Regions from separate parts of the Homo sapiens genome. Here regions 2 and 3 are each linked to region 1. Evidence: read pairs that join two places in POLR2A ChIA-PET (ENCODE). Cell type or tissue: GM12878. All regions are shown on one strand. Links, peaks and the distances in the headings refer to the core of each region. The heading gives the core; the rest is flanking DNA. Region 1 overlaps HPS3 (HPS3 biogenesis of lysosomal organelles complex 2 subunit 1). Region 2 has its middle 24 kb from the start of TM4SF18-AS1. Region 3 overlaps TM4SF18-AS1 (TM4SF18 antisense RNA 1).

Evidence for each region. ChIA-PET counts read pairs that join two places held together with the same protein. Peaks named below come from ENCODE experiments on the same cell type or tissue, not always from the same donor. Only the 100,000 strongest peaks of a DNase experiment are listed, where the experiment ranks them.
Region 2: POLR2A ChIA-PET joins it to region 1 with 5 read pairs; 7 of 35 experiments call an interaction of 5 or more read pairs at or near these places.
Region 3: POLR2A ChIA-PET joins it to region 1 with 5 read pairs; 7 of 35 experiments call an interaction of 5 or more read pairs at or near these places.

The regions. Positions count from the first base shown.
Region 1 is chr3:149,143,144-149,148,143 of GRCh38, forward strand. It overlaps HPS3 (HPS3 biogenesis of lysosomal organelles complex 2 subunit 1), which reads left to right. Exons shown (of 17, transcript NM_032383.5): 5 at 2,211-2,403. Among named protein-coding and RNA genes, the nearest start is that of HPS3, 16 kb to the left of the region's middle. In GM12878, for the core only: no CTCF peak of the experiment used is centred there; a DNase peak (open chromatin) is centred at 3,009.
Region 2 is chr3:149,256,974-149,263,927 of GRCh38, forward strand. It overlaps the pseudogene CPHL1P. Among named protein-coding and RNA genes, the nearest start is that of TM4SF18-AS1, 24 kb to the right of the region's middle. In GM12878, for the core only: no CTCF peak of the experiment used is centred there; no DNase peak of the experiment used is centred there.
Region 3 is chr3:149,286,019-149,292,972 of GRCh38, forward strand. All of the region lies in intron 1 of TM4SF18-AS1 (TM4SF18 antisense RNA 1), which reads left to right. Among named protein-coding and RNA genes, the nearest start is that of TM4SF18-AS1, 4.7 kb to the left of the region's middle. In GM12878, for the core only: a CTCF peak has its summit at 5,361 (motif pointing left); no DNase peak of the experiment used is centred there.

The DNA of each region.
Region 1 (5,000 bases), core at 1-5,000:
CACTTGGAATAAAAACTCCAAATCCATTCCATGGCGTATATGACCTTAACTCTAAGCCCATCGTGTCCCACTCTCACCCTGCTTACTATTCTTCATCCATAGTGGCCTTTCCCTCTTCCTTAGAGACGCCACAGGCACGCTTATCTAAGACCTATTATTTGCTCTTCTTGTGCGTAGGGTACTCCTCTCAGCCTTGTGTGACTGGTGCATTTAAGTCATTCAGTTCGCAGCTGAAGTGTAACTTCATGACGGAGGACTTCTCTGACCTCTCAATTTAAAATATCCCTTCTCCACTCACACTGGAGTTTACTTGTTTACTCTCCATCCCAATCCCCATCACTAGAATGAAGGCTCTGTGAAAGCAGTTACGTTGTTTTGAACACTGTTGTATCCCTAGAATCTGGAACAGCAGCACTTAGTAGGTACCTGATGAATGCTGACTGAATAGACGAATGGATGGGTCATATGTATTTGAGCTGGGCCGTAATGGATGATAGAGATTTTGGAAAGATATTACATAATGGGAACCAACATTATATGAGGTGTAAAATTATGTGTATTTGGAGATTCGTGAGCAGTTCTCTTTGGCCAGAGCACAGATATATGTTAAAAAAGAATAGGGAGAAAAAAACTGGACAGTTGACTTTCAGCCAAATATGGAGAGTACAGAATTGGACTTCTGCTATTAATTGGTGTCCTTCAAGGGTGTCAGTCAGGGTACTTGTTAAACAACTTTGGTTATGAAAAATTACAGCCACATGTAGATAGAAAATAGTGCAGTGAACCCCCACGTACCCATCAAACAGCTTCAACAGTGTTGCTCCATGCTACATTATTTTGATGCACATCCCGGAGTTCATACCATTGCATTCATAAATATTTCAACATATGTCTCTAAAAGTATTCTTTTACTTAAACCCAAAATGCTATTTCACATTATAAAAAATTTGTTGCCGGGTGCGGTGGTTCACGCCTGTAATCCCAGCACTTTGGGAGGCTGAGGTGGGTGGATCACAAGGTTGGGAGTTCGAGACCAGCCTGGCCAATATGGCGAAACCCCGTCTCTACTAGAAAAAAAAAAAAAAAAAAATTAGCCAGGCATGGTGGTGGGCGCCTGTAGTCCCAGCTACCTGGGAGGCCGAGGCAGGAGAATCGTTTGAACCCGGGAGGTGGAGGTTGCAGTGAGCCGAGATCGTGCCACTGCACTCCAGCCTGGGTGACAGAGTGAGACTCCGTCTCAAAAAATAAAAATAAAAAAAATTTTGTTGATACCACCAGATATCCAGTAAGTGTTCACATTTCTCTAATTGACTAAAAAACTTCTGTAATTCATTTGTTTGAATCATATTCCAAATAAAGTTCATACATTGCAATTGATTGCTATGTCTTTTAAGGCTCTTTTAATATCTAGGCTTTCCTTCCTCTCTTTTCTTTGCATCTTATTTAACAAGAAATTAGACTCTTTACTGTAAAATTTCCAACAATCTGAATTTTGCTAAGTGAATCCTTACGTGTCATTTAACATGTTTCTCTGTCCACTGTATTTCCATTTGAGTTGGTAGATGGAAATCTATGCTGTTTAGTATGGTAGCCATTAGTCACATGCCGCTATTAAGCACTTGAAATATGACTAGTCTGAATTGAGATATGGCATAAGTATAAAATACACACTAGGTTTTGAAGACTAAGTACAAAAATGTATATAATATTAATTTTTGTGTTTATTGCTTCTTGAAATGGTAATATTTTTGATATGTTGGGTTAATACAATATTATTAAAATTTTACTTGTTTCTTTTTACTTTTAAAAATGTGATTACTAGAAATCTAGTAATTGCAGATGTGGCTCACATATTTCTATCAACATTGCTGGTCTATACTCAGGCTTGCTCAGATTATTTATTATTCTTTTTATTATTTTGAAACCCAAGTAGTGTTGAGCTCTGCCAGTGGACTCTTTTTGTGATGTTAACAGCCATTGATGATCATTACTTAGATCTGTTAATTTAGTAGGGGTTGTACAATGCCGATATTCTAATTATATTACTCCTTTTTTATTTCTTACCAACATTCTTCTATAAAGAGCAACTTCCCCTTTGCAACTCTTTGGTTACCCACTGATACAGTTTGCATAGCAAAGTCAATATATGATTATTTCCCCCTTTATTTACTGGTTTCATGGTGTTTTATTTCTTTCATTTTTGCATGCAGGTTCTCTTACATCTGATGGAAAAAATTTGTCTCAGGAAAAAGAATTGCTGAGTCTCTTTTGCTTTTTCTCCTTACCTCATGTGGGCTATCTCTACATGGTTGTCAAATCTGTTGAATTGATGTCAGTCTACCAGTATCCTGAAAAGTCTCAGCAGGCAGTACTCACGCCACAATTTTTGCACGTCATTACAAGGTACTGTTAGAGGGTCACTTGCTGGCCTGTGAGTCACTTATTTGTAAATTTTTGAGGTACTTCCTAAATCTGTGAGAATTGTGTGAACTAGCATAGAGTACTATAAATGCATGAGTTACATGTCATTGTAAGTCTGTCTTTTGATGACCCATACCTGCCTTTTCAATGTCAAAGATTTAGACTCTGGTTTTGTCTTTGTTTGTTTCCCTAGACTGGATAGGGGTCCCTGTAAGGAAGTATAAGGTTCTTCATAAAGGAAGACTTTCATAGGGAGTTTTAATGAAAAGTCAATGCAGCCAGTCAGAGCGTCTCTTTAAGTTTCTTTTTAGATTTCCTAAATTTTTTTTCTCACTGCTACCATATTTTTCTAGTATAAATTGAGTTATTTATAATAGTTTAGAACTGTGAAGGGGCCAGAGAGATGATCTGATTCTCTCCTTGATTGGCACAGATAGGGAAGTTGTTACAGAGAGGTTAGAATTGGCCAAAGTCATGTGCTAATTGGTGGCAGATGTGTTGAGTTGCCTTCCCCTATTATGCTGGCATGTAAACTGGGTTCACAAGCAGTAGCTTGATTTCATTTCCTTTTAATCTCAGCAGCATATGATGGTTTTGGTTCTATTTCCTGTTTTTTGAGCTTAGATTATGTTCAGGGCACTTCCTTGTGCCCTCTGACCATGCAACTGTGAATAAGATACACCAACCACTTTCTAAAGCAACAATAGAAGAGAAGGTTAGAGAGACACACAAGAGTCACAGACACTAGGAGATTTGCGAAAAATGTCTTAAGACCTCATGAAAGTGCCATTGACATTGGGAGGAGGGAAGTTACTTCTGGCTAAGTTGTATGGGGAAGTTGTGGATAGCTGATTGTGTTTGAAGTGAAGCATGAAAGCTAGCTAGAATTTTGGTAGATGAAGATTGAAAGAGATGTGCATTATAGATTGAAGGAAGACTATAAACAAAAACTGTATCAAGTTTTTAGGAACATCCAAAAATTAATTGCACAGGACAGAGATCACCCCACCACTGAGTGGTAGTATCACAATCTCTAGCAGGTGCTGGAGATTCCAAACTGCATAGAACCAATCTGGAGATTCTGATATCCACTCTTAGTGGTTGCACTCCCTTCTCCACCTGATTTCTGGCTTAAGGAGAAATGCTGCTGATGGCAGTGTGTTTCTTAAGTGAACAATGTGGAGGTAGCTACTCTTTCCAGTGTCCAAAGTGTTGTGTAGTGATGTTCTTTAAATATGAAGAAGCTGAAAAGTAGACAGGTGGTGAAAACAGTGCTTGAAAAGAGAGCTCAAGGATTTGAAAATTAAACTAAGGACTTTTTTTTAAAGTTTTAACCAGAGAAAGTAATATGATCAGAACATTGTTTTAGGAAAATTAATGGTGGCTGTTGTGGAAGATGGATTGAACATAGATAAATAAGCTATTGGAATAGTTCAGGCAAGGATATTAAGGGGCGGTATTCAGGCATGGTAGTGTTAATGAAAGGAGAAGGGAGGATGCATGGGAGAGGCTTCAGTGGGAAAGTTAAAAGACTTGTCTGATGGGATAATGGGGATGTAGGAGGCATGAAAAATCCCACCAAGGTTTTGCCTGCTTTTATGAAACAATGGAGGCTGGTGAAATGTGGGGCAAAAGAGATGTTTGGTTTAGACATTTGAGTTTGAGATGCTTATAGATTATCAAGACATAATGCTAAGTAGGCTTTTGGACACATAGAACTGTAGATTAGGGTAAAGAGGAAAGCTTAGAAGTTTTACTACCGCCAAAAAAAAAGTTGATTATTAAAGTAGTGAGAGTATGTAGATAGTGAAAAGTTATTAAAGAATTAAACTCTGGTGAAGGTCTTGCTCAGCAAGCAAGAGGAGAAAGACAAAGATTTTTAAGGATGCAGAAGAATCTAGGAAACTATACCATCTCAGAAACAATGGAAAAAGGGAAAAGAAAGGAATATACTAATTTCTGTCCCATCATATAGATGTAAAAGACTATCCATCTTTTTCCCATCTGATTGCATATACTTGAAGTACACTGAGAATTTAGTGAGTGGACCCACTAAATCTGTTGCCCCATCTCTCTTATTTATAAGTTATGTACATATTTGGAGTGTAGAGCCCTGAAAGCATTATATTATGGGTTTGAATGGACTTGTAATGCGTGGGTTTTGACTGCCTCCAGACAGGACATTTTTGAGCTTTTCTTATTATCAGCACTAAAGGAGACTGACATCATTAACTTCACTGTGAAACCATTAGACATTAGAATAGCAGTTGTTTTATGTAAATTCAGATTCTTAATAAGAATCTCCACTCCTGTTTTTCAAATCAAATCGGAGTTTCTCTTTTGTTGCCCAGGCTGGAGTGCAATGGCGCGGTCTCAGCTCACTGCAACCTCTGCCTCCCGGGTTTAAGCAATTCTCCTGCCTCAACCTCCCAAGTCGCTGGGATTATAGGCACCTGCCGCCATGCCCGACTAATTTTTTTGTATTTTTAGTAGAGATGGGGTTTCACCATGTTGGCCAAGCTGGTCTCCAACTCCTAACCTCAGATGATCCACCCGCCACGGCCTCCCAAAGTGCTGGG
Region 2 (6,954 bases), core at 945-5,944, 110 kb after region 1:
ATGAGGCATGAGAATTGCTTGAATCTGAGAGGCGGAGGTTGCAGTGAGCTGAGATCATGCCATTGCACTCCAGCCTGGGCAAAAGAGTGAGACCCTGTCTCAAACAAAACAAAACAAAACAAACAAAACAAAAACGTCACAAAAATTAGCTGAGTATGATGGTGCATTCCTGTAGTCCCAGCTATTCCAGAGGCTGAGATAAGAGGATCACTTGAGCCTGAGAGGCGAAGGTTGCAGTAAACAGAGGTCACACCACTGCACTCCAGCCTGGGCAACAGAGCAAGACTGTCTCAAATAATAAAGTAAAATAAAATAAAATAAAATAAGTAAAATAAAATAAAGTCATTGGGTGAATTGATGTATTATTTTCATAAGGCTATAATACTACAGCTAAAATCTCTAACTGAGTTGATGAATACTGTTTTTATTGCAGAATATTTATAAATAATGTTTATAACCCTACAAGCTCTGAATAGAATTTTACCAAGGATTCCAAGGTGTTCTTCTCTTGCCTTCTGTGTTTGGAAGGAAGCATCTGTGTATTCACGGTAAATCAGTTTTTTGTTAAGTTCCTCCAATTCTGGTTGGACTTCGTTCAAAAAATAACTGGGATTTACTATGCAGAGAAGGTAGATACACAAAGAACTTTTATATTCACAGTTATCACGTGAAAAGAAAGAATCCAAACACATCTGTTTAAAATATTTGTAATTTATTTCTGATTATAAATCTAAAATTTTGAAAAGAAAGAAAAATACAACAAAGAAAATGGAAATCTCCATAATCCCACCATCTATATATTACCATAGTCAGTATTTTCTGTAAATATCCTTTCAGTCTTTTATCTATGCACATATATATAATTATCTATATGTATCTACCTAGTTGTCTGCTAACTTACTTTTGGAATAAAAATTAAAAGATATTATACCTGACTTTTTCAGGTGGGTAATAACAAATATTGCTATTAAAACAACTATTTGCAGAGATGCTATAATATTAAAAAGATAGATGTTATTATTTTTTTAAATTGTTATAATAAAAAGGAGCCTCTGAGAAGAAGTTTCCTAACAATGAGAAGAATATTTCCTAACAATAAAGTGGTGACTTGCTATGCCAAAACATCATAGAATTTTACAGCCAGGGGGATCAAGCAAAATGAATCTATTAATTCATACTTATTTTAGTCGATATAAAATGAGAGTAAGCCCTAAATCTAAATCTAGTTTTTTGCTCTAAGCCCAGTTATCTTTCTGACATTTAATACAAAATTTCCATTACACAGATTGAGTAATTTACTGATGAGCTTAAAATGTAAGAAAAGGAGTAAAGGCACCCGGCACTCACATTCACAAAGAAGGACCAAAACACTGAGTAGATAATCACAAGTTGGATACAGCATCTAAGAGAGAACACTGGAATTCGGCAGGAAAGTGTCAAAGAACATCTGAGACACAGAAGGAAAGGGAAGCAAGGCAGCTGTCACTGCTCAGACTGGCTGGGAGCCAGGAGAGGCTCCCCAGTGTGGGAAAAAGATAAGTGAGAGAGCTTCAGCAGTCCATACTTCTACCATGGATTCCCGCTAATCCTAGCCACAAGAGAGCCCCTTAGCCCTTGCAGGCCCTGAGACTAGTAGAGAGAGTGGCTTGGAGTTGATACAATGGCATCATTCCAGGGAGGGAGTTCATGCTGGGTCCCATAAAACCCCCAAGACCCAAGTAGCTGTAGCATGGCACCATTTTGGGAGCCCAGCCCCAACCAGACTGTATCCTGCCCCAGGGCCCAACAGCCCTTGTATCTCCACATCCCTAGAACCCCAACGACATTCTCCTGTGTCCACTCAGAGGGCTGAGCACTGTGACACTGAAGCCGTATCCAGTAGATTGGCCGGGTCCCCACCACTCTAGCCCATACCATGTTCTACACTGTGGGGGATGGGCTGTGCCGTGCACCAGGGAGGCTACCCCAGAACAAAGGGAGCTGTGCATGCCCTCTCCAGAGCCTGAGAGCCATCTGCCTGGAGTGACTGCCACTGATAGCAAACACTGCCCTTTCAGCAGCAGGGCTACCACACACCAGAAGGCACCTTTGGTGGACATGAGACCAGCCCATCTAGATGCTGTCCTGGAGTCTGAGGACAGGCACACCTGCCCACTGCTGCTTCCACTCCAGTGTGCCATCTTGGGTACTGGGGATCGACTTGCCCTGCCTGCCACAGCTGTTCCTCATGTGCACTATCAGGGAACCTGAAGACAGTCTTGCCCCACCTGCTGTTGGCACCCAGGCATGCCATCTAGGGGCCTGAGGGTGAGTCTGCCCACTCTGCTGGTGCCCACACACATTAACTGGGAACCTAGGGACTGACCCACCGTATCCACCACAGTCTGCACTCATGCACACCATCGAGGGCCTGAGAACAGGTCCACTCTGCCTGATGCCACCTCTGCCAATGCCCACATGTGCTGTCCAGGGACCTGGGGATCAATCTGCCCTGCCTGCCATCACCAGCGTCTATGCACTCCTCCTCCCCAGGAGTCTCAGGGGGCGTGCCTGACCTGCCAGAGCCCACAAGTGTTATCGAAGCCTGAGGATCAACCTTCTCCACCAACCACCGCTGAATTTGTACACTACTTCCAGGGTATGAGGACAGGTCTGCCCAACCTGCTGCCATCACCTCTGCTGGCACCCACCTGCATGTACCACCTGGGGGTCTAGGGAATGGCCTGCTCAGACTGTTGCTTCCACCACTGGCACTTATGCATGTCACTTGGGGGCCTGAGGGTTGGCCTGCTACCACTCCTGCCTTCACAACCATACATGCCACCCAGGGACCCAAAAATACGCCCAACTCACCATTGCCACTGCTGACACCTGAGAAAGCCACTTGGAGGCCCAATAATTAGCCTGTCTGGATCCTCTAACACCAGTGCCCATGTATGCTGCTGGGCCCCAAGGATGGGAAGACTCAACCTGCTGCCACCACCACTGGGGCCCAAGGACTGTCCCATCTGGCATCCCCATCCCCAGCAAAACCTCCACTAACAACCACAGGATAAGCCACCAAGGAACTCACAGGCACCACTGATGCTGATTACAGCTGAGGAAATTGTACAGAAACCACATGACTGCACGCAGCAAGAATCAAAGTTAAAGCATCCTACCCAATCCACACTATAAATACATCTATAGAAAATGTCTCTTTTCCTACCAAAGCCACCGCCCCACAAAAAATGGGAAGAAGTGCAGATATCAATGTAAAACACAAGAAGCATGAAAAAGCAAGGAAACATGACACTTCCAAAACAACACAATGATTCCCCAGTGACAGATTCCAATGAAAAAGAAACGTATGACATGCCAAAAAAAGTCAAAATAACAATATTGAAGCTCAGTGAGATACAACAAAACACAGATAAGCAACACAAAGAAATCAGAAAAAAATTCATGATCTGAACAAGAAATTCAACAGATATACAATAAACCCCAAAAAGACATCCTAGAACTGAAGAGCTTTTTAAAAATTAAAAATATGATCTAGAGCTTCAACAACAGACTTGAAAAAATAATTTTTGAACTTGAGGTCTGGTATTTTGAAACAACCCAGTCAGAAAAAAAAAAAAGAGAGAGAAAGAAATGAAGAATTAAAAAGAATGAAAAAAGCATATGTGACATATGAGTGACATAAAGCTACCAAATATTCAAATGTTGGGTATTCCAGAAGGAGAAGAAATGGACAAAGACATAGAAAACCTATTCAACAAAATAATAGCTGAGGGCTGGGCATAGTAGCTCATGTCTATAATCCCAGCACTTTGGGAGGCTGGGAAAATTGATTGAGGCCAGGAGTTTGAGACTAGGCAAGGCAACGTAGTAAGACTCTATTTCTACAGAACATTTAAAAAATTAGCTGGGTGTGGTGGCACGTGCCTATAGACCTAGCTACTTGGGAGACTGAGGTGGAAGGATCGCTTGAGCCAAAGAGTTTGAGGGAACAGTGAGCTGTGATCATGCAATTGCCTTCCAACTTGGGTGACAAAGCAGGACTCTGCCTAAAAAAAAAAAAGTTTGTTTTCATTCCTTGTTAAAAAAACAAACACTGTTAATGCAAAAGAATAATAATAATAAACTGAAAAGTTCAAATGTCTTACAAGAGATATAGACATTCAGATACAGGAAACTCAAGGATCCCCAAATAGATCAACCTGAAAAGGCCTTCTCTAAGACACATTAGAGTCAAGAGTCAAAAACAAAGAAAGAAAAAAGAGAATTCTAAAAACAGCAAGAGAAAAGCATCTAGTCTCGTATAAAGAAATCCCCATCAGACTAACAGCAGATTTCTCAGCAGAACTCTTACAGGCCAAAACAGCATGAGATGATACACTCAAAACACTGAAAATAAAAAAAAAGAGTCAACCAAGAGTACTACACTCAGCAAAGCTATTTTTCAAAAATGAAGGAGAAATAAAATCTTTCCCAGACAAGCAAAAACTTAGGAAATTCATCACCATTAGATAGGCCCTATAAAAAATGCTTAAGGGAGTCCTATATCTGGAAGCAATAGGATAATATCTACCATCCTGAAAACACATGAAAACATAAAACTCATTGGCATGGCAGACACACAAATGAGAAAGACAAAGGACTCAAGGACTACAGAAAACCACCAAACTGCAATTATAACCAATAAGAGAGAAACAGAAGGGAAAAGGATATATGAAATAACCAGAAAACAATTACCAAAATGACAGGAATAAGTTCTTACCTATCAATAATAACCCTGAATATAAATAAATTAGAGTCCCCAATTAAAAGATATAGACTGGCTGAATGAATTTTTTAAAATGACCCAAATATATGCTACCTACAAGAAACTCACTTCACCTGTAAAGACACATAAAGACTAAACATGAAGGGATGAAAAAAGATATTCTGCAGAAACAAAAACCAAAAGTTAGTAGGAATAGCTATCCTTATATCAGATAAAACAGACTTTAAGTCAAAAATGTAAAAAGAGACAAGGTCGTTTTGTAATGATAACGGGATCAATTCAGTGAGGGAATGTAACAATTCTAAATATATATGCCCAACACCAAAGCACCCAGATACATAAAGTAAATATTATTGAGCTAAAGGGAGAGATAGACTCTAACACAATAATAGTTGAGAACTTCAACACCCCACTCTCAGCATTGGACCAATCATCTAGACAGAAAATCAACAAAGAAACATTGGATTTAAACTATACTTTAGACCAAATGGACCTAACAGATATTTACAAAACATTTTAACCACTAGCTGCAGAACACACATTCTTTTCATCAGCACATGGAAAATTCTCCAGGATAGACCATATGTGAGGCCACAAAATATTTCGACAAATTTTAAAACATTGAAATCATATCATTGTATAATGGAATAAAGCTAGAATTCAAGAGGAACTTTAGAAACTGTACGAATACATTAAAATTAAACAACATGATCCTGAGTGACCACTGGGTCAATGAAGAAATTAAGTAAGAAATTTAAAAATTTATTGAAACAAATGAAAATGGAAACCCAACAAATCCTTTAAGATTCAGCAAAAGCAGTGCGAGAGAGTATTTTATAGCAATAAATGCCTACATTAAAAAAGCTGAAAAAGGCCAGGTGTGGTGGCTCACACCTGTAATCCCAGTACTTTGCGAGACCAAGGCAGGAGGATCGCTTGAGGTCAGGAGCTCGAGACCAGCCTGGCCAACATGGTGAAACCCTGTCTCTACTAAAAATACAAAAATTAGCCGGGTGTGGTGGTGTGTGCCTGTAATCCCAGATGCTTGGGAGGCTGAGGCAGGAGAATCACTTGAACCAGGGAGGTGAAGGTTAGAGTGAGCTGAGATCATGCCACTGCACTGTAGCCTGAATGATAGTACGAGACTCTGTCTCAAAAAACAAAACAAAAAAAAGTAGAAAGATTTCAAGTAAATATCCTAATGATGCACCTCAAGGAACTAGAAAAGCAAGATAAACCAAACCCCAAATTAGTAGAAGGAAAGAAATAATAAAGGTCAGATCAGAACTCAGTTAAAAAGAGACTAAAAAGACATACGAAGGCTCAACTAAATGAAAAGTCAGTTTAAAAAAAAAATAAACAAAATAGATAAACCACTAGCTAGACTAACCAAGAGAAAAGAGAAGACACAAATAAACAGAATTAGAAATACAAAAGGAGACATTACAACTGATACCATAGAAATACAGAGGATCATTAGAGATTATTATGAACAACTGTACAATAACAAACAGAAAAACCTAGAGGAAATGGATAAGTTCCTGGACACAGATAACCTACTAAGATTGAACCAGGAAGAAACAGAAAACCTGAACACTCCAATATTGAGTGATGAGATTGAATCAGTAAAAAAACATCCCCCAAGAAAGAAAAGCCCAGGACTGGATGGCTTTACTGACAAATTCCACCGAACTTACAAAGAAGAATTAATACCAATTCTTCTCAAACTATTCCAGAAAATTGAAGAACAGGGAATTCTTCCTAACTCATTCTGCAAGGTCACCATTACCTTAATACGAAAACTAGACAAGGACACAACATAAAAAGAAAACTACATATCTCTGATGAACATAGATGAAAACATCCTCAACAAGATACTTGCAAACCAAATCCAACAAATATCAAAAAGATAATACACCATGATCAAGTGGGTTTTTTTCCCAGGGATGCAAGGATGTTTCAACATAGCAAACCAATCAATGTGATATATTACATTAACAGAATAAAGGACAAAAACCATATGATCATATCAGTAGGTACAGAAAAAGTGTTTGATAAAGTTCAACATCCTTTTGTGACAAAAACTCTCAACAAATCAGGCATAGGAGTTACACTCTTAACATAATAAAGGCTATATATGACAATCCCACAGCTAACATACTGAGTGAAGAAAACCAGAAAGCCTT
Region 3 (6,954 bases), core at 893-5,892, 140 kb after region 1:
CTCGTAGCTAATTGGTTAGTCCTAGAAAGGCAGACTGGACCCCAGGTAAGAAGTGGGGTCTTTTTGGGAAAGGGCTGTTACCAATTTTGTTTCAGAGTCAAACCTTGAGCTGAATTCCTTCCCAAAGTTAGCTCGGCCTACGCCCAGGAATGAACAAGGACAGCTTAGAGGTTATGAGCAAGATGGAGCCAGTTAGGGCAAATCTTTTTTCAGTGTCTTAGTTATAATTTTGCAATGGTGGTTTCACAACTTTAAATCATGACTATCATAGTTTTCATAAATAATCTAGGTAAACAATTAAAATAAAATAATTAGGTAAATGTAATGGGATAAATACTTGTAGACAAACTGGTCATAATTTAGAATATAAAGTTAAATTAAATAATAGATATTTTACTATTTGGGCATTTTCCAATAAATATATATTGTAGGAAAACATTCTTGCTAAAAAAAAGTGTGTCTTTAAAAAAAAGGTGAACAAGTTTCGTCTAATTCAAAGCTTAAAGGTTATGTGTAAAACAAGGTAAAAGGAACCAGGAAACAAAAAAAGATGCATAGAAAGTTATAAAAATAAAAGAGTTTTTTTAGGTAAAGAAGCTGAAAGAAAAGTAATTTTAGGTAAGAAAGAATCCTGCATGGTAAATATAGTCCTAAAATAAAATAACTGGTTGTTTAAAAAGAATGTTGAGAACAAATTAGAAAGTCTGACCATGTCATGAGCGGTCAGTATAAGTCACAATAAGAGGAGATATATATATATATATACACACACACATATATACATATCTTTTATATCATCAGGTTGTCATATTATTATTGTTTTGGTTTGCTTAGAAATATATATATATATATAAACCTTGGGCACCTGTCAGGACTTCCTGAGGCTGTGTCATGGGCGTGTCCTCAACGTTGGCAAAATAAACTTTCTGAATTAACTGAGACATGTCTTAAATTTTGGGAGTTCACAAGGGAAACAAGGGTAAGAATTAAACTTCACTAATATTTCTCACCCTCCAAAGCCACTTCAACCACTGCCTTTCTCATTTCGGTTAATAGCAACTCCAATCTTCCAGCAGTTTAGGCTGCAAAACCTTAGCTCCTCTCTGTCTTACACTTCACATCCAATCTGTCACCTATTCAAAGTATCCCCCAAATCGAGCAATTTCTCACCATCTCTTACTAATACACCTCAGGTCCAAACCACCAGTATACCTCCCTAGAGTACTCCAATAGTCTCCTAAGTAGCTTTCTTGCTTCTATCTCCCTTCAGTTTATTCTTAACAAAGCAGCCTGAGTGGCCCTTTAAAAATATAAATCCAATCAGGTAATTCCTCTGCTCATTGCCTTACAATGGGCCATATTTTGATATGGACAGGAGACAGGGAAATACTGGATAGAAGAGGGCAGTTCCCTGGCAAAGGCCCCACCCTCAAGCTTGGAGACCCATGGCCTTAAATGGGAACAGCCATTTCTGTTTTCGCACCCCAAAAGTTGCCTTTTATCCTGCCATGCTCCCCTATCCTGTACCCATATAAACCCCAAACCTCGGGCTCCAGAAGCAGATGAGCAGATGAGGAGACGCCTCTATTCCGTGTCGTTTAGAATGAGCAAACAGTTGTCTTCACCATCCCAGACAAGCAGATGAATGGTGAAACGATACAGCAGAGAAAGAGAGAAGAGGAACATTTGAACGCCGAGAGGAGTTCAGCCGAGGGTGGTCGGAGAGGTTTGGCCACCCAGCAGGAAGATTATCTTCCCGTGCCATCCCCGCTTCCAGCTCTGCATCCATCCTTCAGAGAACCACCTCCACCACTCAATAAAACCCTGCATTCAACCTTCAAGCCCATGTGTGGCCTGATTCTTCCAGGATGCTGGGCAAGAGCTTGGGATACAAAAAGTGGTCACATTGGCCCTCTGCCCTTGTGAAAAGGCAGAGTGTCCATTGAGCTGATTAAATTCAAGCCATCCATGGACAGCAGGGCTAAAAGGGCACACTGTAACACACCCCCACTTAGGCTCCTGCACCTGTCCATCTGCATGCTCCCCTCCCCTCAGGGGTTTGAGCGTGTAGCAACAGAACAGGCGAGCCACACCCTGTAAAGCCCTGGGGCAACTGAAGGTGTTTTTTTGCTGCAAGGCCCCAGGACTGAAGTCTGTTGGCTAAAACCCCCAGATTTTGCTTGATGTCTTCTCTTCTCTCACAGTTTGAAATGGCTCTCATCTCTTCCTTTATGATGTTACGGGTTTTGGTTCAGGCTGTGCAATATTAAATAGAATGAGCATTTGGCTCAGCCATCAAAAGTGCAATTCAGGCCGGGTGTGGTGGCTCACACCTGTAATCCCAGCACTTTGGGAGGCCGAGGCAGGCAGATCACGAGGTCAAGACATCGAGACCAGCCTGGCCACCATGGTGAAACCCTGTCTCTTCTAAAAGTACAAAAATTAGGTGGGTGTGGTGGCACGTACCTGTAGTCCCAGCTACTCAGGAGGCTGAGGCAGGAGAATCGCTTGAACCTGGGAGGTGGAGGTTGCAGTGAACCGAGATTTCACCACTGCACTCCAGCCTGGTGACACAGTGAAACTCCATCTCAAAAAAAAAAGAAAAAGGAAAAAAGAAAAAAAAAGTGCAATTCAGAACAATGTGATTTCTGTTTATTCTTAGAAGTATCATCACCACCCCCACCCCAACAGTCTCAGGTGCACATGGCACCTCCTTTTCTTACCCCCCAACTCCTAGCTCGGGCACCTGGGCATATCCACAGCATGCAAAAGCCACACCCAATGGCCACAAGGGGCAGGAGAAAACTGCAGCTGCCACCAGGACCCTGCGCAGCCGGCTGGCTGGTGCTTCCCGCCTGCAGCATCAGTGGAACTTTTCTTCTCCTGGCCAAGGAGTTCAGCTCAGTTCAAACTGGGGGAAGGACCCATTAGCAGTGAGCAAGGGCTTCTTCCCTCAGGACCTCCCCGTTTTGACCCTTTAACTGTTTTCTCTTTTCTCCTTTTCTAGATTAGAGGGTTCCTATCCCCCTGATAACTGCAAATTCATCAGGGCTCATTTGAGGTTTAATCTAAACAGATACATGCAACCCTCTAAAATACTTTTTAGTCTCAAACTTGACTCCAAGCTTGAGGCTGAGGCCATAGAAAGAAAAACCAAATCTGAGGGGTCCAAAGCCAGGCAACAGGCACAATGTAAATGGGCAGGACCAATTCCTGCTGACTAAACCCCCCACCTCATGGAAGGAGGCCATGCTCCATGGAATAAATGAAGCCCAGGGAACCCAAGGGTTGCTGGCAGTAGGAAAAATGGAGGCAAAGTTAAGGGCAAATAATTCCTATTCTCTAGGCCTTCCCTGCTTCATGGGTGCATGCCGGATCAGTAACCATGGGTGGCGACTGCCAAGGTTGCCGAGACTCAGGGACAAAAAGATGGAAGAAAAAGAAAGGACACTTGCTTCCTCTCTCCATCACACCCCAAGTTTTCGCTGCAGTAAGGAAGGGAAATGAGGGACACCTCTATTCCCTGTCTTTCATAATGGGCAACCAGTTCTCTTCACCACTGCCAGCCTATACTCCTCTGGGGTGTATCCTGAACCACTGGGACTGCTTTGACCCTCAGAATTCGGAGGAAAAATGCCTCATAGCCCTGTGCACAAAGGTTTGTCCAAATTATGAAGGACTATGATGGCCTCAGGAATGAACCATTCATTTTGATACCATCTGGCAGTTGGACCATTTCCGTAGACATGAGTACTGATGGTCTGAGACCTCATATATGCAGGCTTTCTACACCTTGCAAGGCAATCCAGACTTTTGCTGACAGTGTAAGATTGGTCCAGGCCTGCTGTTTGCCATCTCAGGAAAGGCTGCAAGGGGCAAGCCGAGAGAACTAAAGATACAAATCCTAGAGCAGGGGAGCCAGCTCCCTCCAGCCCTGCTCCTCTGGGTCCACCCAACCTCCCTATCCAGCTTCAGCTTCTCACTTGCTCCCTCCTAGAAATCCTCACCCTAGACAAGCCCCAGTCTCAATCTTGCCCCTCCAACAGATGCCTGTTGAATCTGACCTCAGTAAGGTTCAGGTCCCCTTCTCTCTACTGGACTTAAAGCAAATTAAGGGGGGATCTTGGCAAGTTTTCAGATAACCCTGGCAGATATATAGAGGCTTTCCAGAATTTCACCCAAGTATTTGAATTCTCCTGGAGAGACGTTACTTTACTTTTGAATCAGGCCCTAATGGACACTGAGAAGCAGGCCACTCTGCAAGCAGCAGAGAGATCTGGGGATGAGCTTTGTATCATATATAGTGTCAGAAAGGGGATGAACATTATCCAACTGGAAGAGAAGCAGTACCAATGGATGACACTGGATGGGATCCCAATGATGAAATGGGAGACTAGAAGAAGAGGCACTTTCAGGTGTGTATAATGGAGGGCTTGTAAGACTAGGAGCAAGCCTCTCAATTATACTAAGTAATCCATGATTGACCAGAGATTTGATGAAAATCCCACTGCCTTCCTGGAAAGGCTAAGAGAGGCCTTGGTAAAGCACACCTCTCTATCTCCTGATTCTGTTGAGGGACAACTAATCCTAAGGGATAAATTTATTATCCAGGCAGCTCCTGATATCAGGAAGAAGTTGCAGAAATGGGCCCTGGGACCAGATAGTACTTTGGAGACCCTTGGTAGATAGTACTTTAGTAGCCACCCTGGTCTCTTATGATAGAGATATGGAGGCCCAGGAGAGACAGAGGAATTACTGGAAAGATACAGAGGCTTCAATAGCCACCATGCAAGCCCACAAACCCCAGAATTCCCAGGGTGCACCTGTTAACTGCTACAGATGTGGCAAGCCAGGGCATTTCAAGAAGGATTACCCAGGCAGCACGAGGAAGCCACCTCAACCCTGTCCAATCTGCAATGGGGACCATTGGAGGGTGGACTGTCCCTGGGGATGCTGGTCACCAGGTTCAGAACCAATCTACATGATCCAGCAGCAGGACTGATGGGTCCTGGGTCTCCTTTCCCTGGCTCCAGTGGTCCAGACCATCATTACCATCCAGGAGCCCCAGGTAATTCTGGAAATTGAAGGGAGGAAATTTTTGGACACCAGGGCTGGTCTCTTGAGTTCTCCCCTCCAGTCCTGGGCCCTTCTGCTCTCTTAGCACAATCATGAAGTGTGTCTCAGGGAGGACTTTAACCCGATATTATCCCCAACCCCTTAGTTGTAGCTGGGGAGACATTTTGTTCACCCATGCTTTTCTAATTATGCCTGAAAGCCAAACTCCTCTGTTGGGCAGGGATATTCTGGCCTGTATAGGGACCACCATCCTGATGGCCCCTGGGCAAACTCGTTGTCTCCCCCTAGTGGAGACTGATATTAACTCAGAAGTTTGGGCAACTTGAAGGAAGATTGGCTGAGCCACACCTGACATATTGGTCTGGGTTCATCTTAAAGATCCCACCTCCTTTCCTAACCAGAAACAATATTCCCTGAAACCAGAAGTTAGGAAAGGACTAGAAGCCATCATTGATGACTTGAAGATGTAGAGCCTCCTCAAACCCTGCAACAGCTCTTGTAATACCCCAATATTGGGGGTACAAAAACCCAACAAGGATGAAGACTAGTTCAGGACCTCCACCTTGTTAATGAGGCTGTGGTTCCAATACATCCAGTGGTTACCAATCCATATACCCCACTAATTCAAATACCTGAGGGGACTAAATGGTTCACAGTTCTGGAACTAAAGGATACCTTCTTCTGCACACCTTTACACACTGACTCCTAGTGTTTGTTTGCATTTAAGGATCCCTCTAACCAAACCACCCAGAACACTGTTACCTCAGGGGTTCCGAGACAGCCCCACCTTGTTTGGCCAGGCATTATTGAGAGACCTCTCTGAATTCCTTTATCCTCAGGTTAAAGTTTTACAATACATGGATGACCTTCTCTGCGCTCCAACTGAGGAAATCTCTTAGGAGGGCAGTAAGGCCCTTCTTAACTTTCTGACTAACAGAGGATATAAGGTTTCAAAATCTAATGCTCAGGTATCTCAGACTTCAGTGAAATACCTAGGTCTGGCTTTGTCAGAGAGGGCCAGGGCATTGGACAAAGAGAGGATTAAGCCCATCTCCTCCTTTCCCTTCCCTAAAACCCTCAAGAAACTGAGGGAATTCTTACACATTACAGGATTCTGCAGACCATGGATACCTGGGTACAGTGAAATAGCTTGTCCCTATTTCACCTAATAAAGGAGACTCAGACAGCTAAATCTCACTGTCTAATTTGGGAACCAGAGGCTAAAAAGGCCTTTGACCAACTAAAACAAGCCTTGCTTAAGGCACCAGCCCTAAGTCTCCCCATAGGGAAAACATTTAAGCTTTATGTATCAGAGAAAAGTAATGGCACTGGGAGTTCTAACACAGACCTGGAGTTCAGCCCAGCAGCATGTAGGCTACCTGAGTAAGGAGCTTGATTTGGTAGCCACATGATGGCTAGCCTGACTCTGGGCATTCACAGCAATAGCCTTGCTGGTACCAGAGGCTAATAAGTTAACCACGGGGAATAACTTAACCGTTTATATCCCACATAATGTGGCAGGACTACTGTCTTCTAAGGGGAGTCTCTGGCTAACAGAAAACCACCTCCTCAGATACCAAGCTCTGTTATTAGAAAGTTCTGCAGTCCTTCTAATTAAGAACCTGTCCCTAAATCCAGCCACCTTCCTCCAAGAGGAATCCAGGGAACTTGAACATGACTGCTAGCAAATAGTAGTACAAACCTATGCAGCCAGAGAGAACCTCAAGGAAACCCCCTTAGATAACCCAGACTGGATTCCGTTTATGGACGGAAGTTTTTTTTGTAGAAAAAGGAACTCACAGAGCAGGGTATGCAATAGTTACTCTGAATGATGTTGTTGAGAGTGCACCTCTCTCCTTGGGCACAAATGGTCAGCTA